2 separate regions of the Homo sapiens genome follow, and region 2 is linked to region 1. A link is a contact called in ENCODE Hi-C or POLR2A ChIA-PET data. All regions are on one chromosome and are shown on one strand. Each heading gives the region's core, a stretch centred on a gene start or an enhancer-like site at or near the end of the contact. The rest is flanking DNA. Distances are from core to core; before and after follow the strand shown. Region 1 overlaps IL6ST (interleukin 6 cytokine family signal transducer). Region 2 overlaps ANKRD55 (ankyrin repeat domain 55).

What was found. Hi-C counts contacts between places; a loop is a spot of excess contacts on that map. ChIA-PET counts read pairs that join two places held with the same protein, here RNA polymerase II (POLR2A). Pooled maps may share reads with other maps.
Region 2: a map of GM12878 shows a loop between it and region 1 (3-fold over the local background). The contact joins two enhancer-like sites. A Hi-C loop is called at or near these places in 4 of 168 maps with a recorded cell type or tissue (GM12878, PC-9 and naive thymus-derived CD4-positive, alpha-beta T cell), 14 of 37 single-sample maps with no recorded cell type and 13 of 50 pooled maps. POLR2A ChIA-PET finds 5 or more read pairs at or near these places in 13 of 52 experiments (CD4-positive, alpha-beta T cell, CD4-positive, alpha-beta memory T cell, Caco-2 and 8 more).

What each region holds. Positions count from the first base shown.
Region 1 is chr5:55,975,706-55,981,011 of GRCh38, forward strand. IL6ST (interleukin 6 cytokine family signal transducer) reads right to left here. Exons shown (of 17, transcript NM_002184.4): 3 at 510-588. The coding sequence starts at 573. Among named protein-coding and RNA genes, the nearest start is that of IL6ST, 17 kb to the right of the region's middle. Within about 2 kb of position 2,471, at least 5 of the 41 ENCODE cell types and tissues checked have a DNase peak (open chromatin) inside an H3K27ac peak, as active enhancers do; they include CD4-positive, alpha-beta T cell, where a contact is called at or near this core.
Region 2 is chr5:56,146,625-56,151,930 of GRCh38, forward strand. All of the region lies in intron 6 of ANKRD55 (ankyrin repeat domain 55), which reads right to left. It also overlaps the pseudogene RNA5SP184. Among named protein-coding and RNA genes, the nearest start is that of ANKRD55, 84 kb to the right of the region's middle. RefSeq lists a cis regulatory region at 1,846-2,346. Within about 2 kb of position 2,052, at least 4 of the 41 ENCODE cell types and tissues checked have a DNase peak (open chromatin) inside an H3K27ac peak, as active enhancers do; they include CD4-positive, alpha-beta T cell, where a contact is called at or near this core.

The DNA.
Region 1 (5,306 bases), core at 1,221-3,720:
AGAATCAGTAGGGTAATCAGCATGCACAGGGTTAAAAACCAGATCCTATAGAATGATTAGATATCTGGGTAACTGTAATTTGGGGACAAGGACTTACAGACACAGGAAAGCAGCCCTTCAATACCTGAAGAGCATGTAGTATGAATGACGTAAAATTTAACAAGATTTAACAAATTTTCTCCTATTCATTTACTGAAGAAAAAAAAAAAAACCCACACACTTCTTTCCTTCCCCATTTTAAAGTTATTGTTAGTATTGATATACAGCATTTAAGATTACTGACTTAAATTACTGACTTAGCATGTAAGATGACTGTTACAACTCAAATTATACAAAAACAGATTATCAAGAATATTTTTATTAAAATCAATTTAAGATATTATTCTCTCGATTATCCTAGAAAGAATATATGAACATAATAATTAAACATAAGCTTAATTATATAATAATATAAAAATATATAAACCTAATTTGTGAAGTTAGAAGATAGGGTATTTCATGAACCTTACCTGTAGATTCAGTGGTGAGGAAAATAAACAAGGCTTGCACTAGCCAAGTCTGCAACGTCAACATCTTGCGCGGATATTTCTGCAACAGACACATGTAATATTACTTTTAATATTTTTTCTCTTATATACACATAATTTAAGACACAATCTTGTTTCCATGCTGTAGCTGTGTTTCTAAAAGGTGGTAAAATTCTTATGAGAATGTAGAAAACTTAAGTCTTCACATTATTTTTCTTTATTCCCACTGAAGTTATGGCTATGGAAAACACTGCTAGAAAACATAATTTATACTTTAAGGTTAATTAAAAGAGATATCTTGTTTCTTTCTTATGTGAAGTCTTATATTAGTAAATAACTGTGAGATTAAGAACTTCAGACTGACAAATTTCTACATGGCAAAACTCACCATAATATGTATCCTTAAAAGATACCTGACAAATGGAAAAAAATGTTTGTAATTCATAGCATGGCCAAAAATTTTCCCGATATATAAAGAATGCCTACAAATCACTAAAAAATTCTAACACCTAATAGAACAGGCAAACATATTTGAATAGTTTATAGAAAAGGAAATACAAGTAAATCAAGCATGTGAAAAGATACTTTCAACCTCACTCAAAATGAGAGATATAAATTAGAACTACTCAGATAGGAACGCAAAATGATACAGACACTCTGGTAAACAATTTGATAGTTCGTTACCAAGTTAAAAGCACACCATAAGACTTGGTATTTCCACTCCAAAGAGCGTACTCCCCAAAATAAAAACATATGCCCACAATAAGACTTATACTCAAATGTTCACAGCAGCTTCATTCATAAGTCCCAAACTGGAAACAATCCAAATGTCCACCAACTGCTGAATGTATAAACATACATTCAAACAATGGTAGAGACATATAATAGAATACTACTCAGCAAACAAAAAAAAAAGAGTATGAACTGGTGATACATGCAGTAGTATGAATGAATCTCAAAAGCATTACACTGAATAAACGAAGCCAGACACAACAGGTTATACATTGTATAACTCTATTTACAGGAAATTCTTTTTTTTTTTAAGAGATGGGGGTCTCACTATGTTGCCCAGGCTGTCTCAAACTCCTGGGCTCGAGCAATCCTCCTGCCTCAGCCTCCCAAAGCACTGGGATTACAGGCATGTGCCTCAGAAATTCTTGATACGGCAAAACTAAGGTGACAGAAAGCAGATCCAGGGTTGCCTAGGGCTGAGGTAGAGAAGGCACACGTAAAAGGGCATAAAGGAAATCTGGGGTGATAAAAATACTCTATGACTTGATTGTGGTGGTGACTATAAGACTCTATACATTTGGCAGGACGCGATGGCTCACGCCTGTAATCCCAGCACTTTGGGAGGCCGAGGTGGGCAGATCACTTGAGGTCAGGAGTTCGAGACGAGCCTGGCCAACATGGTGAAACCCCATCTCTATTAAAAATACAAAAAGTAGCTTGGCGTGGTGGCGGGTGTCTGTGATGCCAGCTACTCGGGAGGCTGAGGCAGGAGAACTGTTTGAACCCGTGAAACAGAGGTTGCAGTAAGCCCAGATCATGCCACTGGACTCCAGCATGGGCAACAGAGCGAGACCCCGACACACACAGACACACACACACACACACACGCCAGGTGTGGTGGTGTATGCCTGCAGTCCCAGCTACTCATGAGGCTTGAGGCAGGAGAGCTGTTTGAACCCGGAAGGCAGGGGCTGCAGTGAGCTGAGATGGCACCACTGCACTCCAGCCTGGGCAACAAAGCGAAATTCTATTTAAAAAAAAAAAAAGACTACATTTGTCAAAATTCACTGAATTCTGTGTCAACTGTTTCAAAGGCACTGAGATTTTACCTTACTTTCAAGCTAACAAGTCAGCCTACCACAGTGTCATGGATACTGGCAAAAGGCATGACATTTTTGCGTCAGAAGCAAAGGACTGTATTACTCATAACAGTAGTCAGAGTATCAGCATTTTCTTGCGCCAGCTGCTTGAGTCCCAACTGTCACAGGGCATTGTGAAGTCAGATGACACCTGAACAGGCTGCTTCACAGGAAAGAAAGACAGATCTTAAGTAACCCTAAACTTGAAAAATATGCAGGAAGCATGTCTGCCATTTACTCTAGAGGGAGACATTATCTGTATCTTTGAAGACTGTAAGTAAGCCTGTCCTTTGCTCCACGGCTCTGAGAGTCTACCTTCCAACATTCTTTAAAAGGTAAGTTGGCTGGGCATGGTGGCTCACGCCTATAATCCCAGCACTTTGGGAGGCTGAGGCGAGTGAATCATGAGGTCAGGAGTTCAAGACCAGCCTGACCAACATGGTGAAACCCTGTCCCTAATAAAAATACAAAAATTAGCCAGGCGTGGTGGCGGCCGCCTGTAATCCCAGCTACTCAGGAGGCTGAGGCAGAGAACTGCTTGAACCTGGGAGGCGGAGGCTGCAGTGAGCCGAGGTCACACCACTGCACTCCAGCCTAGGTGACAGAGCGAGACTCCGTCTCAAAACAAAGTTCAGAAAAAAGGCAGCCATCAGGGTTTTTGCTGATAAGAAACGCAGAAATGTTAGACTCATGGGTTTCCTATCAAGTTGTAACTAAAAAATGGTGAATTTTATTGTTTATAAATTAGACCTTAAAACAAACAAAATCTGCCCAGATAAGGTATAACCAAAAGAAACGAGTGCTTAATACCTCCAAAGACATCTACAAGAATGTTTACAGAAGTTTTATTCAAAATAGATGAAAAATAAAATCAACCAAATATCTATTAACACTAGGATAAATTATGGTATATTCAAGTAATTGAATCACAGCAATGAAAAATAACAACAGATACATGCATCATGGATGAATCTCATATATAATACAGAATGAAAGAAATCAGACAGGTTGGGTGCAGTGGCCCACACCTGTCATATCAGCACTTTGGGAGGCTGAGGGGGAAGAATTGCTTGAGGCCAGGAGTTAAGAGGCCAGCCTGCACAAAATAGTGAGACCCTGACTCTACAAAAAAATTTTAAAAGAGAAAAAAGGCAAGAAAGTACGCTCTGCATGATTTATTTTACAGAAGTTCAAAAAGAGGCAAAAGTCTACGGTGTTTGGTGACAGAGGTCAGAGCAGTTGTTTTTTGTGAGGAAGGGTATAAAAGGGGACATTCTGGGTGCTGAGCATGTTCTGTATCTTGATCTGGACAGTGATAAATTCACTGAGCTGTACACTTATGAGTTCTGTTTTGCAGTATGTAACAAAAGGTAAACAAACCAAAAATTATCCCAATACCATTCTTACATATTAGTGTTGGCAAAAATATAAAAACCCAAAAAGTATCAACAGGGTGTTGTGAGACTAAGCAACGAAAGTATCGTCACACACTACAGGTTATAGTGTAAATTGGCATAAGCTTCCCAATACATTGAACACTTTAAAAATGGTCAGTTTTGTTGTTTGTAAATTAGACCTCACTTAAAAACAAAGAAAAAAGCTCTACCCAAACAAGGCAGAGAGCCAGTTCGGCAATATCAATCAAAATTAAAACACACACATTTGATTCTAATGATTCTACTTTATTTTATCCTACAGATATGAATAAAACAACACATGTACAAAGTTATTCACTGCATTGTTTTTAACAGTAAAAGGCTGAAACAACCTGATTATGATGGGACACTAGTTAAATGATGGTATACCAAAACCATGTAAATGTAAATACTTGTAGCCATTTAAAAAAAATGAGGAAGCTCTATATGTACAGAAACATAAAGTTATCTAAAATACATTGTTACATTGTTAAGGTACAGAACAACGCATTTGCTATTATTTGTGGGCAAAACAATATACAAGAAAACAAAACACACATTCGTTTTTTTATATATGCACAGTATCTCTAGGAGGATAAAAGTTCAAATACTGGCTGTGACAGGGTATTTGAGAGATCAGGGTGGTAGGGAGACGCTCCACCATATACTCTGCAGCCTTGCAATGTTGACCATGTGAATCTTTAGTACTTATGCAAAAAATAAATTTAAATTAAAAAATACTTAATGTCAGCTAGGTGCAGTGGCTCACGCCTGTAATCCCAGCACTCAGGGAGGCCGAGGTGGGTGGATCATCTGAGGTCAGGAGTTCCAGACCAGCCTGGCCTACATGGTGAAACCCCGTCCATACTAAAAATACAAAAAGTAGCTGGGCGTGGTGGTGGGCACCTGTAATCCCAGCTACTTGGGAGGCTGAGGCAGGAGAATCACTTGAACCCGGGAGGCGGAGGTTGCAGTGAACGGAGATGGCGCCACTGCACTCCAGGCTGGGCGACAGAGTGAAACTCCGTCTCAAAAAATAAATAAAATAAATAAATACTTAAGGTTCAAACTATTGGGTACTATGCTCACCAACTGGGTGACAGTTCAATCGTACTCCAAACCTCAGCATCACACAATATACTCATGTAACCTGTACATGAACTCCCTGAACCTAAAATAAAAGCTAAAATTATTAAAGACAAAATACTTAATGTGTAATTTTTTTCTTCTAAATAAAACTATTAACTCTTCTTGATGAGAAATGGCTTCCTAGTTCTGCACTTGGAACACAATATTGTTTTATTAAATATACATACTAACTTGATTTTATGCACTCCCTAATCATGTAACAGCTTGCCAGCATGCCCAGCTAATTTTTTAAAAATTTTTCTGTAAAGATGGGGGTCTCACTATGTTGCACAGGCAGGTCCCAAACTCCTGGTCTGAAGCAATCCTCCTTCTTTGGCCACCCAAAGTGCTGGAATTACAGGTGT
Region 2 (5,306 bases), core at 802-3,301, 170 kb after region 1:
AGAAGAAAGGCAGAACATGACCTCTCCTTTATAGACAATGAACTTGTCTGATATGATCATTGTTACCAACTCATTAGCTGAAACTTGTCAGGATTTTTGATGAGTGCTCCAAACAATCTTGTCCTTTGTACTACTGTACTATCTCACATCCAATTACTAACCAGGCCTAACCCTGCTTAACTTCTGAGGTCAGGTGCGTTCAGGGTGGTTCTGGCCATAGACCACTGCACTGTCAAACGTGAGGTAGATGGCAATGAGTATATGCAGAAGTATGATTTAGAGATGTGGGAATTCAGTGCGAAAATGTGGTTGTGAATTAAACAATGGTAATGCAGTGTTAATTATTGTCTCCTAAATACAGTTTCAGACTTTAAGAGTTATTCTCTTTAAACAACCGCAAGAAACCCCCCCACAAAACCCAACTCTTGCATAGTTTGGTGAAGGGGTGGGGTGGGAGGAGTGCTATCATTTTTCATACACCTACTTGGTGCCAAGAGCTTTGTATATTCTATCTCATAGAATCTTTACATGATCCTAAGGGGTTAGTAGTTTTAAGCCTATTTTACAGGCAAGGAAACTGAAATACAGATTAAGTAATTTGCCTAAGGCCATTGACTGAGTCCATGGTAGAGCTAGGGTTCAATACTTGTTTCTCTGACTCTGGAGAAAAAAATGTTCTTTCCACACATCATGGTGGTAGAATTTCATTTTGGGAATGAGCTCAGATGCTAAAAAATTCCTTTCTTTGTAATTGTAGCTGGATTCAAGGTTGTCTTACTTTCTAAAATGATGGTTCTTACTAGTGTAAGGATTGGTACCCTATATTTTTGTTTCATTTGGCATTGCCTCAAGGGTCCTCCTGAAAGTGCAGTTGGCAAACATTTATTTTTATAAGATATATACACATACATAATACATATTCTCCCACCCAGTTCACCGTCACCACAAAACTTGAGAACATCTTGAAAATAACTGGTGATCCTCTGAATGGCTCCAAATCAAGACCCAAATTACTTCATTACTTTTCTAAATACTTGTGCAATATAAATGGGCTGTGAACACTCAGTCAAGTAAAGGGAAATTTCCTGCCGCTTTTTTTTCTTTTTCTTTTTTTCATTTGGGCTGATGAGAAATAAGAATAAATCCTCTTAGAGTTAATAATGTGAAAACCAAAGCTTTCAAAAGCAGCTCAAAGGCAGCGGTTGGTATTGCACACTTTATTTAGGAACATTTTCCTACAACTGCTTCCTTCTCCTTTCTTCTTCTTCTTTCTTCAACTTCTGTTGGGCCCGCAGAAATTGTAGTTGTCTTATGTTAAAATTCTGGTGACCAGTTAAGGGGCAAACATCAGGCTTAGCAATTGGTATCTGTACTAAGCAGTGACAGAAATCACGATTAAGCTGTGATGCACATAAAGGCAGATGCTGTGGCATATTCAGCATGGTATGCTCCCTGCACTGAGCACACAGTAAGTGTTCAAGAAATGCTTACTGGAAGAATTAATTAGTGAATTGCAGCTTATCAAAGATCACTTGGACTCATAGGGAATATAAAATCAGAGTCTGTTGGATAAGACAGCCATCTGTGTCCAAGTTATGGAGACCTTTCCAACCAGTTACTTCCTGGAGTTTCACTGAGGGATAAACTGAGCCTTCGAAGCATCTAGGAGCTGACAATCTAGCAGTCACTATCAGGCATGTTGCAACAAACACCCAGATGGCCCTGGTGACGGGAGAATTCTACTCTTCTGAAAATCAAAAAGTATTGATTGGCTCAAAGAGTGAGGAGGAACACATATTCAGTTAAAAATATAAGCTCTCCAGAATGTTTTGAGGGGAAATGTTAAGTTTTGGTTGACTTGGGATCTGATTTTAGATTGCTGATAAGACAAAATGTATGTTCTAACTGTTGGGTGCATAGTAGGGTTGCTTTGGAACAGTGTCTTGTGTTGATGAGTAATTCTGCGCCTTGAACCTGTGCCACCACAATTTCAGTTAAAGGCTTACAAGTCCTATCAGCTTCTCAGAACATTTTTTTTTTTTCAAAACCACTTTTGTGTTTTCTGAACCAGAAATCTGCTTTAGTGCTTAGCAGGTTTCATGTTTCAGAACTGTACTTTTAGAGTGTCTCTAGACAACACTGAAAGGCACACAGAGAGAAATGTTGATGTGGCTGGGTGCTTGGTTTGTTCCCCGTCTTGGTTGGCGGTTCGGGGTGGGGTGGTGGAGGGGGAGGGTTAAGAATTATAGCAGGTGTCTGCTGGCTGAGAGGTCAGTAAACAATTCCAGATGCTTTGAAGGATCTAGAATTTCCAGCAGCTTGGCTCTGGTTGACATTTAAAAATTAACATACTTAATCCTCTAATCATATATGATCACCCCCAACAAAAGTGATAGAGGGTCTCCCTTAGATAAAAAATTGGAATTAATATGTACTTTAAAAGTAGATCTAGTTTTAAAAACTAGATGGTGTTACAAGTACAGTAATGAAAGCCATTTTCTTTCATTTTTATTTGAAAAACAATCTTATACATCAGAAAGCTTAGTAAATTAATTCATTGTCTTTGTTTTGGAATTTCCTAAACTGAGTAGATAGACGGTGAGCATCACGATAGCCAAAGACTGTAACTGAAGGCCAAGAATACTCTGAGGTTGGATTTTAGGGCACTAGGAAGGGCTGCTAATAACGACACTCTTTAAAAACTCTCACTTTCTCCCTGTAATAATTATAAGAATAATATGTCTGACATTTTTAAAAAAAGACTTTAGAATGGGAGTTTTCATAATTTAAATCAGACAAGAAAAACAATAAAACGAACTTAGGCCATAGAAGTCTAGGAGCCAATTCTAACAAGAACAAACTTATAAAACAAAGCCTTCAGAATAGAAGCCTAAGTTGATAGATTTAATTTTCAACAAAAAAAGAACATCTACATTCTTCTGCACTAAACTGTGAACTCCATCATAGCAGGGATGAAGCCCACATGAGACATGGCAGGTACTGAACAAATATTTGTTGAATAATTAAAATAAAACAATCTTCCTGTTCCAAGGAGATCACCTTGGGAGGCTATACAATTATTCTACTCATTGCTCAAAATACTTTTGGGAGGTTTTTTTTTGGAAATTGCCACTAGAGCAAGAGCTCTATCCATGGATAGAAATAAGGATGTGTGAGTTTCATCAGAGAAATAATTACATCTTTATTTTCACTAACTTCTTTTTTTTTTTTTTTTGAGACGGAGTCTCATTCTGTCACCCAGGCTGGAGTGCAGTGGCACCATCTCGGCTTACTGCAACCTCCACCTCCTGGGTTCAAGAGATTCTCCTGCCTCAGCCTCTCTAGTAGCTGGGACTACAGGTGCGAGCCACCACGCCCGTTGAATTTTTGTATTTTTAGTAGAGATGGGCGTCACCATATTGGCCAGGCTGGTCTTGAACTCCTAGACCTCATGATCCGCCTGCCTTGGCCTCCCAAAGTGCTAGGATTACAGGCGTGAGCCACTGCGCCCGGCCTATTTTCACTAACTTCTAATTGAAATTTAACATCTTTTTCAATTATGAATATAGGCAACAACCCACAGTAGTATAAACAGTACCTGTGACTTTGCCACCTCTATAAATTATAGGTACAGTGCTATTACATTAGTGATTGCAGATCACTACATGTCTCACTACTTCAACAATTGTAGCAGTTTGTGCTCCTACCATCAAATCTTATTTAACGCATTAATAAACAACCTTATATGTTATTATCATAAATTTGGTCTTTAAAATGTTTTCTAGCCTTGGCAACATGGTGAAACTCTGCCTCTACAGAAAAAAAAAAAATTAGTTGGGTATGGTGGTATGCGCCTGTAGTCCCAGCTACTTGGGAGGCTGAGGTGGGAGAGTCACTTGAGCCTGGGAGGCAGAGGTTGCAGTGAACTGAGATTGCACCACTGCACTCTGGCCTCACAGAGTGAGACCCCGTCTCAATAAATAAATAAATAGGCTGGGCGTGGTGCCTCACACCTGTAATCCCAGCCCTTTAGGAGGCCAAGGTGGATGAATCATTTGAGGTCAGGAGTTCGAGACCAGCCTGGCCAACATGGTGAAATCCCGCCTCTACTAAAAAATACAAAAATTAGCCACGTGTGGCGGTGGGTGCCTGTAATCCCAGCTACTCGGTAGGCTGAGGCAGGAGAATCACTTGAACCCTGGAGGTGGAGGTTGCAGCTAGCTGAGATCGCACCACTGCACTCCAGCCTTGGCGACAAAGCGAGACTCCGTCTCAATAAATAAATAAATAAAAGAATGTTTTGATAGCTGTATTTTAATATTTTGATTTCTTTCGCAATCTTATATGTTTCATTTTCTGTAATTTCAGATATTTTTCCTTTTTGATATTTTTTTCCTTTTAAAAAGAAGTTTAAATAGAGATGAGGTTTAGCCATGTTGCCCAGGCTGATCCTGAACTCCTGAGCTCAAGCAATCCTCCTGCCTCGGCCTCCCAAAGGGCTGGGATTACAGGTGTGAGTCACTGCACCCAGCCTAATTTCAGGTATGTTTCTGAGAAGTTATCCATAGGTTTCACAAACACATGAAGATGTGTCCATGTCATAAATATGGGTAAGGACTCCTGCTCTAAAGTCTACAGGACATTTTTAAAAAATTCTAATTGGTATAAAATTTTATTTACTTATTTATATCTCATAAACACCTCTAATACCATGAAAATCTTAGTTTTTTGAGAGTAGGTTTTGGAAATAACAGTCACCTGGAGTCAAGTCTGGGAAATAAATTGGATAGCTGAGTCAACAAAACAAAAGAAGAAAGGGCCATAAAATAAAATAACATGACTTTTTCTTGAATTTAATTCTTTCTTTCTCCCTAGATATAACATATCTAGATATAATATATATCTAGGCTGGGCGTGGTGGCTCACGCCTATAATCCCAGCACTTTGGGAGGCCGAGGCAGGTGGATCACTTGAGGACAGGAGTTCGAGACCAGCCTGGCTAACCTGGTGAAACCCCATCTCCACAAAAAATACAAAAATTAACCGGGCATGGTGGCAGGCACCTGTAATCCCAGCTACTTAAGAGGCTGAGGCAGGAGAATCACTTGAACCCAAGAGGCGGAGGTTGCAGTGAGCCAAAATAGTGCCACTGCATTCTAGCCTGGGTGACACAGTGAGACCACATCTCGGAAAAAAAAAAATCTATATATATATATGTGTGTGTGTATATATATGTATATATACGTGTGTATATATACATATACATACACACGTATATGTGTGTATATACACATATATGTATATAT